Linked DNA regions of Homo sapiens: all the other regions are linked to region 1. A link is a contact called in ENCODE Hi-C or POLR2A ChIA-PET data. All regions are on one chromosome and are shown on one strand. The core of a region is the stretch at or near the end of the contact, and the rest is flanking DNA. Distances in the headings are between cores, read along the strand shown.

Region 1 (4,349 bases), core at 905-3,404:
TTACAGGCTTGCACCATCATGCCTGGCTAAATTTTTGTATTTTTGTTAGAGACGGGGTTTTACCACGTTGGCCAGGCTGGTCTCCAACTCCTGAGCTCAGGCAATCCGCCTACCTCAGCCTCCCAAAGTGCTGGGATTACAGGCGTGAGCCACTTTGCCTGGCCAAAAAATATGCTTCTAACCATAAGCCAGATTCGTCTCCAACTTTTCCTCTTTTCCCCTTCCTCCACTTTCACCTTCCTTCCTCCAACTAGCTTTCTAGTTAATCCAGCTAAGAACACAGGTGCCGGATGAAAGGTGCCTGAAAGGTGACTGCCTTGCAGATGATTTAAGCTCTGGGGTTGCCCTAAGGGAAGTGGCGGCCAGAAAGAACTATATCTCAGGAGCAGGACTGGGAGGGAAGAGCCAGGGAGCCTGTCTGGAACCCTGATACTGTGCAATGGCCAGCCTTCCACTCCTCTAAAACCTTGCTTAGCCATAGAGGGTCAGACTACGGGAGCAGGCAGGTATCTTTAAATAGTTCATTTCTGCCATATTGGGGTCCATCTGGAGGTCTTAAAGAACTTGTAACTCTATGGACCCCATTCCAGAAAAATATATAAATGTTCACAAAAAAGTTGAGATCATGTCAAAAGCTTCATTGACATCCTTGAGCTTATTCATGAAGCCAAGGCTAAGAACCCCTGATCTAATATTCTCCCTCCACCATTTTTCCTAAGGACAAAACAGATCAGCAAGGATTATTGGTTTGTTCCACCTTGTGCAGCTGCTTAGAGGGGAGTCCAAGTCCAAAGTGCAAATTCTGATACTCTTGTTCTTTCTACCATATAGTGAGTTCGTTTCCATAAATAAAAACGACTTCTCCCCTTGAAGAAGCAGACTAAGAAGACACTGCTTTTTGAGGGAAGGGAGGAGGCATGTGGCTGGGACTGGCAGTGTGGGTAGACAAAGTGCCTCTCACCCCCAGCGAGATCCACTCATTCCAACGTAGATATTTGAAATGGACCTGGGTTCCCACTCTACAGAGGAGCACTGCGGGATCACTGAGCGCAGTCAGAGTTCCAGCTTTGAAGGACCTTGTCCTGCAGTCAGGGAGGTAAGCAGTATGTGTCCACAAACGGCTGTCGTGGAAGAGAAGACATTCTTGGGCTTTAAGGGGGACTGCAGATCCTTTCCAAGTCATCAAAGGAAGCAAGGTAGTCCGCTGATTTGTCTCCCTCTGAGACATTTAGGGGGAGAGCGCCTCACTTGCCAGAAAGACCAAGGACTGCACCGCAGACACCCACCTTTCTTTTCCTCATCCGGCGACACATCCTTCCTCCTGCCAACATCCTAACTCCTTTACACTCTGGGGACCAGCTCTTCTCAAATGCTGGCGCGGGGAACAGCCTATTTACCGCAGTTGAGGCGATTTTACTGGGAAATTCTCTTAGGAGCTCCTTGGAGAGGGAAAGCCTCACGGATTCGGCGGAGGTCTTAATCTGGAGATGTCCAAATTTAGGGGAAACCCTCCCCACCATTTGTCTCCAGGCTGTATTTTGGAGTTCTCAGATTAGGACCCTCTGGACTGGGGGCAAGATTTGTATGAGGGGGTCTCCAGCAGCTTGTGGGCTGGCCGCGTGCCAGGCCTGACTCCGTGTCCCCCACCCCCGGCTGCGCCTGGGCCTCGGGGGACCGGGAACCAGCCGGCGCCGCGTCCCCGCCTAGCGGGCGGGCCGGGGACCCCTCCCCTCCGCCCGTCCCCTCCTCCCCTGCTGCCGCCTCCCGGAGGGACGGCCTGGGGAGGGGAGAGAGGAGGGACGGGCCGGCGGCGGCGGGGCTGTGGCCACGGGGGAGCGGGTGGCGGCCGCGGGGCCCCGGTGAGCCGGGCCGGGGTGCACGGGGGCCGAGGCGGCCTCCGAGCCGGGCCGGAGCTGTCGGGAGCCTGGGAAACACGGCCCAGGCGACTTTCTCCCGGGAGTTGTAGTCTTGCTCTGGGGGCGGCGCGCGGCCCGGCTTTCGGGGCGAGTTTTCTCGCGGGGCGGGCGGCGCGCGCGGAGGCTGAGGGGGAGGGGGAGCATGCCCGGCTGGAGCCCGGCCTCGGGGCGCGCCCCGGCCGCCGTCCCCACCTCCGCCTCCTCCTTCTCCTCCTCCGTCTCCTCCTCCTCCTCTTCCAGTCCCGCCGCCGCGGCAGCCAACATGGCTGCGCTCCGGAGCCCGGGAGGCGGCCGCTGCTGAGCGCCGCCCGCCGCCCCGGGCCCCCAGCCCGCCCAGGCCCCGGCCCATGGCTCCCGCCGCCTCACGGCTCCCGGCGCCCTAGGGCTGCTGCCGAGGTGCTCGCCTGCCCGCCCGCCGGCCTCGGGGGGCCCGGGAGGCGTCCGGCGGGGCGGGGCGGCGCGGCCCGCCACCATGGAGCCCCAGCGCCGGGAGCTGCTCGCCCAGTGTCAGCAGAGCCTGGCCCAGGCCATGACGGAGGTGGAAGCCGTGCTCGGGCTGCTCGAGGCCGCGGGAGCGCTCAGTCCCGGCGAGCGGCGGCAGCTGGACGAGGAGGCGGGAGGCGCCAAGGCGGAGCTGCTGCTCAAGCTGCTCTTGGCCAAGGAGCGGGACCACTTCCAGGACCTGCGGGCGGCGCTGGAGAAGACGCAGCCTCACCTGCTGCCCATTCTCTACCTGAACGGCGTCGTCGGGCCGCCGCAGCCCGCCGAAGGCGCGGGTGAGTGGCAGACCCTTGGCCCCCGCCTCTGGGACGCGCCCTCCGCTTCTCCCTCCTGCTGGCCGAGGGTACCTCGCCGGGGCCGCCGCTCCACCTGGCGATGGCCTCGGTGGACTCGCTCCTCTGGCCCAGTTGGGGAGGCGGCGGTGCGCGGATCCCGAAGTCCCGCCGCCTCCCCCAGTCCCGCCGTTCGCTGTGAACAATGCCCCCCGCTGAAGGCCTTCACTCTCAGGTGCCTCGACGACAGGGTCCCCGGGGGCCACCAGGTCCAGTAGCGGGTAGGGGGTACCTCGGAGGATGTCCATCAGTCCCTTTTCTGAGGCTCCTCACCGTCCGCTAGCTTTGGCACCCTGTGCTAGCCTTTAACCAAGGGTACCGTCCAGAAGAATGGGACTTGGGCCAGGACCCCTACTCTTAAGTTTTGGTCGCTGCCATCCTGTGCCGGGGCCACAACTGCTTTTTCATTTTCTGGCTGTCCCAGCTCCTTTTTCTCTGCTCAGAGCCCAGTCTCTCCCAGACTGGTGGCTGATTGTGCACAACGCCTGCCTGGGTTTCTTTGGAAACTGGGCCCGGAAAAGTTGGGGAAGTTGCATTGCACCATGGGAAAATCCTAGTAGTGGCTGCTGGGGCTAAGTTCTCTCCCTGAGAGCACAGAGCTGCTTAACGAGGAAGGCTGGTGACTGGTTCCCTTGAGGGTGCCTTTTGGAACCCCTGTGTCTTTGGTCTTGGGGATGACTGATTTGTAAGTGTGTGTCTGGGTGCAGGAACGGATACTGGCGGGAGTTTCTGACAAGTGGTAGGCTTGTCCTGGCCTGGCCGTGGAGTGTGGAAGCCAGCCTTTTTAGACAAGGCAGCTGGAGGAAGAAGACATGGCACTGAGGGAGGAGGAGAACTAGCATTTATTGGGCATCTACTGTTGTGGCAGGCGCTCTGCTTTATCACGTTCAGTTGTCGTTGCCACTATGTGAGCTTTCTGTTATTCTTTGCCAGAGAGAAAACTCTGGCTTGGAGTGGTTAAAATGCTCAGAAAGTATTGGGCACCAGGAATTTTGAATTATAACCTATTGTTTGATTTAACTTGTTCAGAGCCAGGAAACAAAGTGCCATCTTTCTAGGTCTTGTCCCTGTTTTAACAGTGAATCGATAGGTACAGTAAAAATAAATAAGGATATATGTATAAAAGAAAAACAAGTGAACCGAGAGGGCTGAGAAACTGCCCTTAGCAACCTGAAGGTCAAAGGCTGATGGGACCCATTTATTTGGCTGTTAAAAGCCCCACTTATTAAGGGAATGATTTTATAAGGCATTCCTGGTAACAGCTCTCTTACGTTGGCCATCTTAACCTCAATTTTTGTAGCTGCAGGAAACTGACAGAGAGACTAAATTGCTGGCCACACAGCAGGTCATTTCATTGGTGGCCCTCCCGTCTCCACTTTGAGCTTCTGACTTGCATCTCTGTCCCTCAAACCTGCATTCTTTCCCCCCAGTTGTGGTCATGTCAGAGTTACTGGGCAAACCTAGTCCTTTCCTGGGATAGTGCTTTGGGAGATGCTAGGAAGGGACTGTCAGATGTGGCCATGAGGATAAGGACAGAGGGGATCTCAACAAAGTAATTTTTTTCTTTTTAATTGTATCTATGTATCTATCTAATCTATCT
Region 2 (4,349 bases), core at 823-3,322, 120 kb before region 1:
TTTGCACAGGATCTGCAGAGACCTCGCAGCACGGATGGGTAGACATCACCATGCACATATGAACAGCAGAAAGCCCTCCAGGTTCAGCTTCCCTACGAGGGCCGAATCCTATAAACAAGATTACCACCCCCATTAGACCTTCTCTGAGAAGAAAGAGTGACCTCTCCAGTTGATCTGGCATCAAGCTTTTTTCATGCTTCCACAAGGGTAGCGGTCTTGACAACAAAGCAGACCGCTTCCACGTCTGTGCCCACAGTGCCCCCTTGTGGGAGTCTGCATAGTGCATCACACGTCTTTATTTCACCAAGTGAAAAGGCAGGGATGGGGCAGTCTACAGCACTGTCCTACCGGGTCTCCACAGCTGTCCCCCTCTGGAATATCCTCCCCTTCCCTAAGCTCAGTGGTTCTCAAACTTTAGCATGCATCTGAATCACCTGGAGAGCTTATCAAAACACAGGTTCTGGCTGGACGCGGTGGCTCACACCTATAATCCCAGCACTTTTGGAGGCCGAGGCCAGCGGATCACCTGACGTCAGGAGTTCAAGACCAGCCAGACCAACATGGTGAAATCCCATCTCTACTAAAAAGTACAAAAAAAAAAAAAATTAGCCAGGCGTGGTGGCAGGCACCAGTAGTCCCAGCTACTCAGGAAGCTGAGGTGGAGAATCGCACCCAGGAGGCGGAGGTTGCAGTGAAGCAAGATCACGCCACTGCACTCCAGCCTGGGCAACTCAAAAAAAAAAACAGGTTACCTGGCCCCACCCACAGCTTCTGATTCAGTAATTCTAGGGTGGAGCCCAAGAAATTGAATTTCTAGCAAGTTCCCTGGTGACACTGCTGCTGCTGTCCAGGACCACACCTGGAGAATCGCTGCCTCAGCTAATCACCTCCACCCATTTAAGGCTCAGGACCATTTCTAGCTCCTTGGCAAGATGTTCCACAAATGCCCCCAGGCTTATCATAGGATGCCATAGTTGTGTAACTTTAACCAAGTTCCTTAACCTCTTTGAGCCTCAATTTCCTCATCTATAAAATGGGGGTAATAGTACTTCCCTCCGAGTGCAGGTAAATGAGGCCAGGTGCAGTGGATCATGCCTGTAATCCCAGCACTTTGGGAGGCTGAGGCAGGTGGGTCACCTGAGGTCTGGAGTTCAAGACCAGCCTGGCCAACATGGAGAAACCCTGTCTCTACTATACAAAAATTAGCCAGGTGTGGTGGTACACACCTGTAATCCCAGCTACTATGGAGGCTGAGGCAGGAGAATCACTTGAACCCAGAAGGTGGAGGTTGCAGTGAGCTGAGATTGCGCCACTGGTGCAATCCAGAGCTCCAGCCTGGGTGACAGAGCGAGACTCATTCTCAAAAAAAAAAAAAAAAAAAGGTAAATGAGATAATTTGTGCAAGACTTAGCTCAGTACCTGGCACATGGTAAACAATAAATGTTAGCTATTCTGTGGTCATTAATTAGCAATAGTATTACTGTTCATCTGCCAGCTTCTTGAGGGCAGAGACAGTATTCCCATTAGAGACAGAATTCTCAGAGGCAGAACGGATCTTAGAGAAACTTCAGTCCAGCTTCCCAAGCCTGAGCTCACCTGGGAAGCTTCAGTCCAGTTTCCTGAAGCAGCCTCACCTGGGAAGCTATTAAAACATCAGGTGCTTGGGCGCTACCCAGATCTACTAACTCTGAAAACTGGGGCAAGAGGCTGGGCATTTGTTGTTTTTGAGACAGAGCCTCGCTCTGTCACCCAGGCTGGAGTGCAGTGGCATGGTCTCGGCTCACTGCAACCTCCGCCTCCTGGGTTCAAGCAATTCTCGTGCCTCCACCTCCTGAGTAATTGAGATTACAGGCACGCACCACCACGCCCAGCTAATTTTTGTATTTTTAGTAGAGATGTTTCACCATGTTGGCCAGGCTGGTCTCGAACTCCTGACGTCAAGTGATCCACCCGCCTCAGCCTCCCAAAGTGCCGGGATTACAGGTATAAGCCACCACACCCAGCCAGCATTTGTATTTTTAACAAGCCCCCAGCCTGGCCAACATGGTGAAACCCCATCTCTACTAAAAATACAAAAAATTACCCAAGCATGGTGGCAGGCGCCTGTAGTTCCAGCTACTCAGAAGACTGAGGCAGGAGAATCGCTTGAACTCAGGAGGCAGAGGTTGCAGTGAGCCAAAACAGTGCCACTGCACCCCAGCCTGGGTGACAAAGCAACACTCCATCTCACAAAAAGAAAAAAAGAAAGCCCCCACCTGCCAGGTTTCGGAATTACTCATCTAGCCCGGATAGCAGACAGACACAGGGAGGGAAATAGAAGCCCAGAAAAGGGAAGTCTTTTGCCCATCCATGGCCCCAGCTGATTGTAAGCTGAGTGGAGATCAGGAACTGTGACTCCTGATTCCTGATCTGGTCCCTTTTTCCGAGTTATTAATACTTGGGGCCAGGCGCGGTGCCTCACGACGGTAATCCCAGCACTTTGGGAGGCGGGGTGGGCAGATCACCTGAGGTCAGGAGTTCAAGACCAGCCTGACCAACATGGAAAAACTCCGTCTCTACTACAAAATACAAAATTAGCCAGGTATGGTGGCACATGCCTGTAATCCCAGCTACTCGGGAAGCTGAGGCAGAGAATTGCTTGAACCCAGGAGGCGGAGGTTGCAGTGAGCTGAGGTCGTGCCATTGCACTCCAGCCGGGGCAACAAGAGTGAAACTCCATCTCAAAAAAATACGATAAATACTTGGATGCCATCTCATCGACCCATAACCTTCTACATAAATTCCCTCTCCAATATGCATGATGAGCAGCCAGAGCGTTGCCAAAGTATTTCCTGTGTGGAGGAACTCGGCATGTGAAAAGAACACACAATCCACTGCAGAACATCTAATTCTCCAACGTTTTATTTTCTTTAACCAAAACACTGAACAAGTGAAATCCTTAGCTTGGCATACAAGATCCTCCCTGATTTATTCTCCGCTGACCTCTCCAGCTTCGTTTCTTACCAGGACCTCACCTGTACCCTCTCATCCAGACTGTGGGCACTGGGAGGCAGGTCTCATTTCTGCCTCCCCTCAACATCTGGCATGCGGGAAGTTCAAGGGTGAGTGGATGGGGAAGGACAGTTGGATTAATGTATGGAGGTGTGTTCACAAAGCTCTAAAACCCAGGAGAGCCTCTCTGCCAGCACAAATGAGTCAGGTGTCATACTTCTGTGCTCTAGCAGCCAACCTGAAGACTATTTTTGAAATGGAGTATCTCCCACCAGAAATGCATTGTGCAAAACTCTGCTCAAAGGCATCAGTCATGTAGGGCCTTCCATCTTGTTGATTCAAGAGAATGCCTACCTACCCACTCTGCTCCCACCTCCCCAGTGTCATCCTCTCTTCCCCTTGCAGAATGACTGGTCTCACCTTGTCCCACACTGCCTGCTCCCATCTCCCTGCTTTCTTTCCTATTTTTCATGGCCTCAAATGAGAACTTTCTCCTGTGCATCCAAATCAGATCATGTCTCTTGCCACTGCTGGTGTTACAGTAATCCTCCCTTATCCATGGGGCAAACGTTCTTAGACCCCCAGTGGATGCCTGAAACCGCAAACCCTATCTACACCAAGTTTGTTGCTATATATACATAATTAAAGTTCATAATTTAGGGAGTAAGATATTAATAATTATACTGTAGTAGGCTGCATGAACTCTTTTCCTCTGAATACGTACATGTATTCACATTCTTGATGGGAGATAAAATGCCTATGTGGAAGGGAGAGGGAGGTAAATGACGTAGGCATGGTGACGTGTTAGGCTACTATTGACCTTCTGATGACACTTCAAGAGGATCATCACTTTTGGGTGATCCCAGACCATTTAGCCATGATAATTTTCCAGACTGCAGTTGACCGACAGCAACTGAAACTAGATAGGTGGGGACTGCTGTATGTCTCCTGGAAGCCTTCCAAGACCCAGCCTCCCTGCACTGATCTTCTTGGCTCTCAATTTCTATCACGTCACAGTCATACACTATCTGCTACTTCACAGAAAGGAACAGAAGCCAGATCATGGGATCGTCATTAACTACCTCAGAGCTTTCAAGACAGAACAGCTTCTTTATCCCCAACTTGCAGAACAGGGACACAGCAGGTGGTCAGTAAATTGGGAATTTGGCTAGCCATCTAACACTTGTTCAATAAACCCATGGCAACTGGCACCCTGCTGGCAGTCATGAGTTTTATATACCATTATATGCACAGTGCAAAGTAGCTTAATACTGGAGTGCCTGAAAAAATGCAGTGTTTTGGAGTCAGATGACTGCATTCCAATCCCATCCCCACCACTTCATGGGTGAGACACTGGT
Region 3 (4,349 bases), core at 505-3,004, 74 kb before region 1:
CAGACATTTCATTTATTTAAGGGATCTTTTTAAATCAGAGAGAGAGACTTAATTATTTGCATTTTGGGAAGTTTAACTGCTTTGAAGGAACTTGTTGGTAATGTGTCTGGATTCTGAGTTTGAGGGTGCTTTGAGCAACGTGGTCTTTAAAAAAAAATGAGGCCAGATGCAGTGGCTCATGCCTGTAATCCCAGCACTTTGGGAGGCTGAGGCCGAGGCCGATTGATTGCTTGAGCCCAGGAGTTTGAGATCAGCCTGGGCAATATGCCAAAACCCCATCTCTACAAAAAATACAAAAAAAAAAAAATTAGCTGGGCGTGGTGGCTTGTGCCTGTCGTCCCAGCTAATCAGGAGGCTGAGGTGGGAGGATCACTTGAGCCCAGCAGGTCAGGCAGGTTGAAGCAGAAGAAAGCCAGGGATTTTTTAATGTACTTAATGATGTGGCATAATTCTTCTATTTTGTAGATACCGAGGCCCTCAAAGCATTTGGTTTTATGATAATGCATTCAAATTCAAAACCTCTGTGCTTCTATTTCTGTACACTTTTTTTTTAAACAGGATAAAGTCCAGTCTCTTTAACTTTGCTGCCTTTTACCCCATTGCTCTCCTGCTTCCTACCCTCAGGACATAGCCCACACTTTTCCATTTCTCTGTCTTTGCTTCCTACTTTCCCACCCACTTTGGAATTCCTCCCCCTCTCCCTTTATGTCCAAATCATAATGTCCTCCAGGAGTCCAACCTGGACTTGCTGAAGCCTCCTTGAAGACTCACCTGTCACTTCCCCAGCCTTTCCTCCAACCCACACATGCTCCTGGCTCCTCTCGCCGTCGTTCCGCCTTTCTTGGGTTCCTGACAGCTCCTTGTTGTCTTGATTGTATTTCTGTCTTCTACTGTTCCAGGACCATGACCTCATTGAGCATAAGGGCCTATTCCTGTTTTACCCTTCCAATCTGCATGCACTTCAATTAGTGTTATTTTGGTAAATGAATGTTACATTTCTGGTCCATGTCCCCAGGTTCCTTCATTAACATATCACAGATGATTGCCTGTGTGGGACAGCAGGCCATCAGTGGCTCTCGAGTGCCAGACGGCTTTGAAAACAGGTCCTTGCCTCATTTTGAAAAACACTCAAAGGTAAGCAGTAGCAGATCAGGTAGAACTGTGAAGATCTCTTAATCTACACTTTCCTCCAAGGAACACAGACCTATTCAGATCAAAGACCGTTGGCCAATTTCATGTGGAGTTTTATATATGTATTTTTTGCCATTTTATTAAGATACACTTCAGGCCGGGCACAGTGTCTCATGCCTGAAATTCTAGCACTTTGGGAGGCCAAGGCAAGAGGATTGCTTGAGGCCAGGAGTTCGTCTGGCCAACATAGCGAGACCCCATCTCTACAAATAAATAAACTTTAAATACATATATACTTCATATGTAATTATTACAATTATACTTCATATATAATTTACCCATGTAAGGCACACAGTTCAGTGACTGTTAATCACAGAGCTGTGCAGCCATCACTACAACCTACTTTTAGAACATTTTCAGTGCCCAGAATGAAACCCTGTAGACATTGACAATGCATGGTTATGTTTTGTAGGTGGGCAGGTCTGGCCCACAGGAAGGATATCTTGAAGGTGTCATTTCCCAGGGAATGGGCAGGCAGCCTCCATCCACAGGGTGTCCTCTGAGGTCCTTGACTGCTTGCCTATTTTAAGGAGAGCATCCAGATCTTAGGTTTCCCTCTCTTGGGCCACTTGCCTGCCACTGGCACCAGCACCAGCCCTGGCTGGGCCCTCATTCTCCTTGTCCCTGGTATAAAGTATTTCTCCATAAGGAAAGGGCAAAGAAAGCCTGCCATTTAGTGAGAATATACTGGCCAGGTATTTATAGTCTCAAGGTGGGGCATTTTCTGATTTGAGTGGATTTCAGAATCGTGGGCCTTGAACTTTTTTTGTTTGATTTTTCTTTTTTCTACCTCTCTTTAGCTCCCAGCTGCCAAAGGCTTTGTGGCTAATAGCTTTTATTCCGGTTTGACACCAACTGAGTTTTTCTTCCACACAATGGCCGGCCGGGAAGGTCTAGTCGACACGGCTGTAAAGACAGCTGAAACGGGATACATGCAGGTAACCTGAAGAAATGTAGGCCATTAGCAACAGAGCAGGACAGAGCTCTGTGGGTTTTGACTATTGAGTACACGTTTTGCACATGAGCTGTAATTTATCTAGTCTTGGGTTAAATTTAAAAGGAAAAAATGTAGAAAGGTAGATGCCCTGGAAATGAACAACCAAAAAAAATGTAGTATGTTCCGAATCATCCTATGATGATCAAGACCAGGCCAGAGCCACGCATAGCAAAGCGCTGTTAGAGGAGAACATGGATGGAAGTACATTGTGGGATATGTCATTCAACCTCACTAAGCCTCGCTTTACTAACACGTGACAATGAGGGTTATTGCAAGGCCTCTGCCTCTCTCTTTGCAACTATTTATGTAACTCATTATTAATATCATTCTAATTAACTCTAATGACCTATTCCAGTGCTTGCTGCGGGGCTTGGATGCTTAGAAGGAAAGCATTTCCTCAGAGAGTGTATAGCTCTGAGATAATAGACTCTGGGGCACAGGGCTAAACTAGAGGCTTCTCAGCATTTGTGCTTCTCAAACTTTACCACAAAAGTACCCTAATGGCAGAGGAGTGAAAAATACGTCTTCTTGTGTTCTTCCATAAGACCACAGGCAAAAGATGTCTTTTCAATCCCTGTACTCTCCACTCAATAATTTAACTGTATTTTTTTAATTTTATTATTATTATACTTTTAAGTTTAGGGTACATGTGCACAACGTGCAGGTTTGTTACATATGTATACATGTGCCATGTTGGTGTGCTGTACCCATTAACTCATTTAGCATTAGGTATATCTCCTAATGCTATCCCTCCCCGCTCCCCCTACCCCACAACAGTCCCCGGTGTGTGATGTTCCCCTTCCTGTGTCCATGTGTTCTCATTGTTCAATTTCCACCTATGAGTGAGAACATGCGGCATTTGGTTTTTTGTCTTTGGGATAGTTTGCTGAGAATGATGGTTTCCAGTTTCATCCATGTCCCTACAAAGGACGTGAACTCATCATTTTTTATGGCTGCATAGTATTCCATGGTGTGTATGTGCCACATTTTCTTAATCCAGTCTATCATTGTTGGACACTTAGGTTGGTTCCAAGTCTTTGCTATTGTGAATAGTGCCGCTATAAACATACATGTGCATGTGTCTTTATAGCAGCATGATTTATAATCCTTTGGGTATATACCCAGTAATGGGATTGCTGCATCAAATGGTATTTCTAGTTCTAGATCCCTGAGGAATCGCCACACTGACTTCCACAATGGTTGAACTAGTTTACAGTCCCACCAACAGTGTAAAAGTGTTCCTATTTCTCCACATCCTCTCCAGCTCCTGTTGTTTCCTGACTTTTTAATGATCGCCATTCTAACTGGTGTGAGACGGTATCTCATTGTAGTTTTGATTTCCGTTTCTCTGATGGCCAGTGATGATGAGCATTGTTTCATGTGTCCTTTGGCTGCATAAATGTCTTCTTTTGAGAAGTGTCTGTTCATATCCTTCACCCACTTTTTGATGGGGTTTGTTTTTTTCTTGTAAATTTGTTTGAGTTCATTGTAGATTCTGGATGTTAGCCCTTTGTCAGATGAGTAGGTTGCAAAAATTTTCTCCCATTCTGTAGGTTGCCTGTTCACTCTGATGGTAGTTTCTTTTGCTGTGCAGAAGCTCTTTAGTTTAATTAGATCCCATTTGTCAATTTTGGCTTTTGTTGCCATTGCTTTTGGTGTTTTAGACATGAAGTCCTTGCCCATGCCTATGTCCTGAATGCTATTGCCTAGGTTTTCTTCTATGGTTTTTATGGTTTTAGGTCTAACATTTAAGTCTTTAATCCATCTTGAATTAATTTTTGTATAAGGTATAAGGAAGGGATCCAGTTTCAGCTTTCTACATATGACTACCCAGTTTTCCCAGCACCATTTATTAAATAGGGAATCCTTTCCCCATTGCTTGTTTTTCTCAGGTTTGTCAAAGATCAGATAGTTGTAGATATGCGGCATTATTTCTGAGGGCTCTGTTCTGTTCCACTGGTCTATATCTCTGTTTTGGTACCAGTCTATATCTCTGTTTTGGTTACTGTAGCCTTGTGTAGTTTGAAGTCAGGTAGCGTGATGCCTCCAGGTTTGTTCTTTTGGCTTAGGATTGACTTGGCGATGTGGGCTCTTTTTTGGTTCCATATGAACTTTAAAGTAGTTTTTTCCAATTTGTGAAGAAAGACATTGGTAGCTTGAT

The links. Hi-C counts contacts between places; a loop is a spot of excess contacts on that map. ChIA-PET counts read pairs that join two places held with the same protein, here RNA polymerase II (POLR2A). Pooled maps may share reads with other maps.
Region 2: a loop to region 1 is called in a pooled map, with 2.8 times the contacts of the local background. The contact joins the enhancer-like site here to the promoter of DLG5 in region 1. A Hi-C loop is called at or near these places in 7 of 50 pooled maps. POLR2A ChIA-PET finds 5 or more read pairs at or near these places in 5 of 52 experiments (A549, IMR-90, K562 and 2 more).
Region 3: a map of gastrocnemius medialis shows a loop between it and region 1 (6-fold over the local background). The contact joins the enhancer-like site here to the promoter of DLG5 in region 1. A Hi-C loop is called at or near these places in 3 of 168 maps with a recorded cell type or tissue (adrenal gland, gastrocnemius medialis and psoas muscle) and 2 of 50 pooled maps. POLR2A ChIA-PET finds 5 or more read pairs at or near these places in 6 of 52 experiments (CD8-positive, alpha-beta memory T cell, H1, HEK293 and 2 more).

What each region holds. Positions count from the first base shown.
Region 1 is chr10:77,924,560-77,928,908 of GRCh38, reverse strand. DLG5 (discs large MAGUK scaffold protein 5) reads left to right here and starts at 2,154. Exons shown (of 32, transcript NM_004747.4): 1 at 2,154-2,692. The coding sequence starts at 2,389. DLG5-AS1 (DLG5 antisense RNA 1) reads right to left here and starts at 2,097. Exons shown (of 1, transcript NR_024585.1): 1 at 1-2,097. RefSeq lists a silencer at 285-461.
Region 2 is chr10:78,043,379-78,047,727 of GRCh38, reverse strand. It overlaps a transcript of RPS24 not described here. Among named protein-coding and RNA genes, the nearest start is that of RPS24, 12 kb to the right of the region's middle. RefSeq lists an enhancer at 99-158. Within about 2 kb of position 2,072, at least 2 of the 41 ENCODE cell types and tissues checked have a DNase peak (open chromatin) inside an H3K27ac peak, as active enhancers do; they include OCI-LY7, where a contact is called at or near this core.
Region 3 is chr10:77,997,761-78,002,109 of GRCh38, reverse strand. It overlaps POLR3A (RNA polymerase III subunit A), which reads left to right. Exons shown (of 31, transcript NM_007055.4): 18 at 1,016-1,134; 19 at 1,992-2,129. Among named protein-coding and RNA genes, the nearest start is that of POLR3A, 30 kb to the left of the region's middle. Within about 2 kb of position 1,754, at least 3 of the 41 ENCODE cell types and tissues checked have a DNase peak (open chromatin) inside an H3K27ac peak, as active enhancers do; they include gastrocnemius medialis and psoas muscle, where a contact is called at or near this core.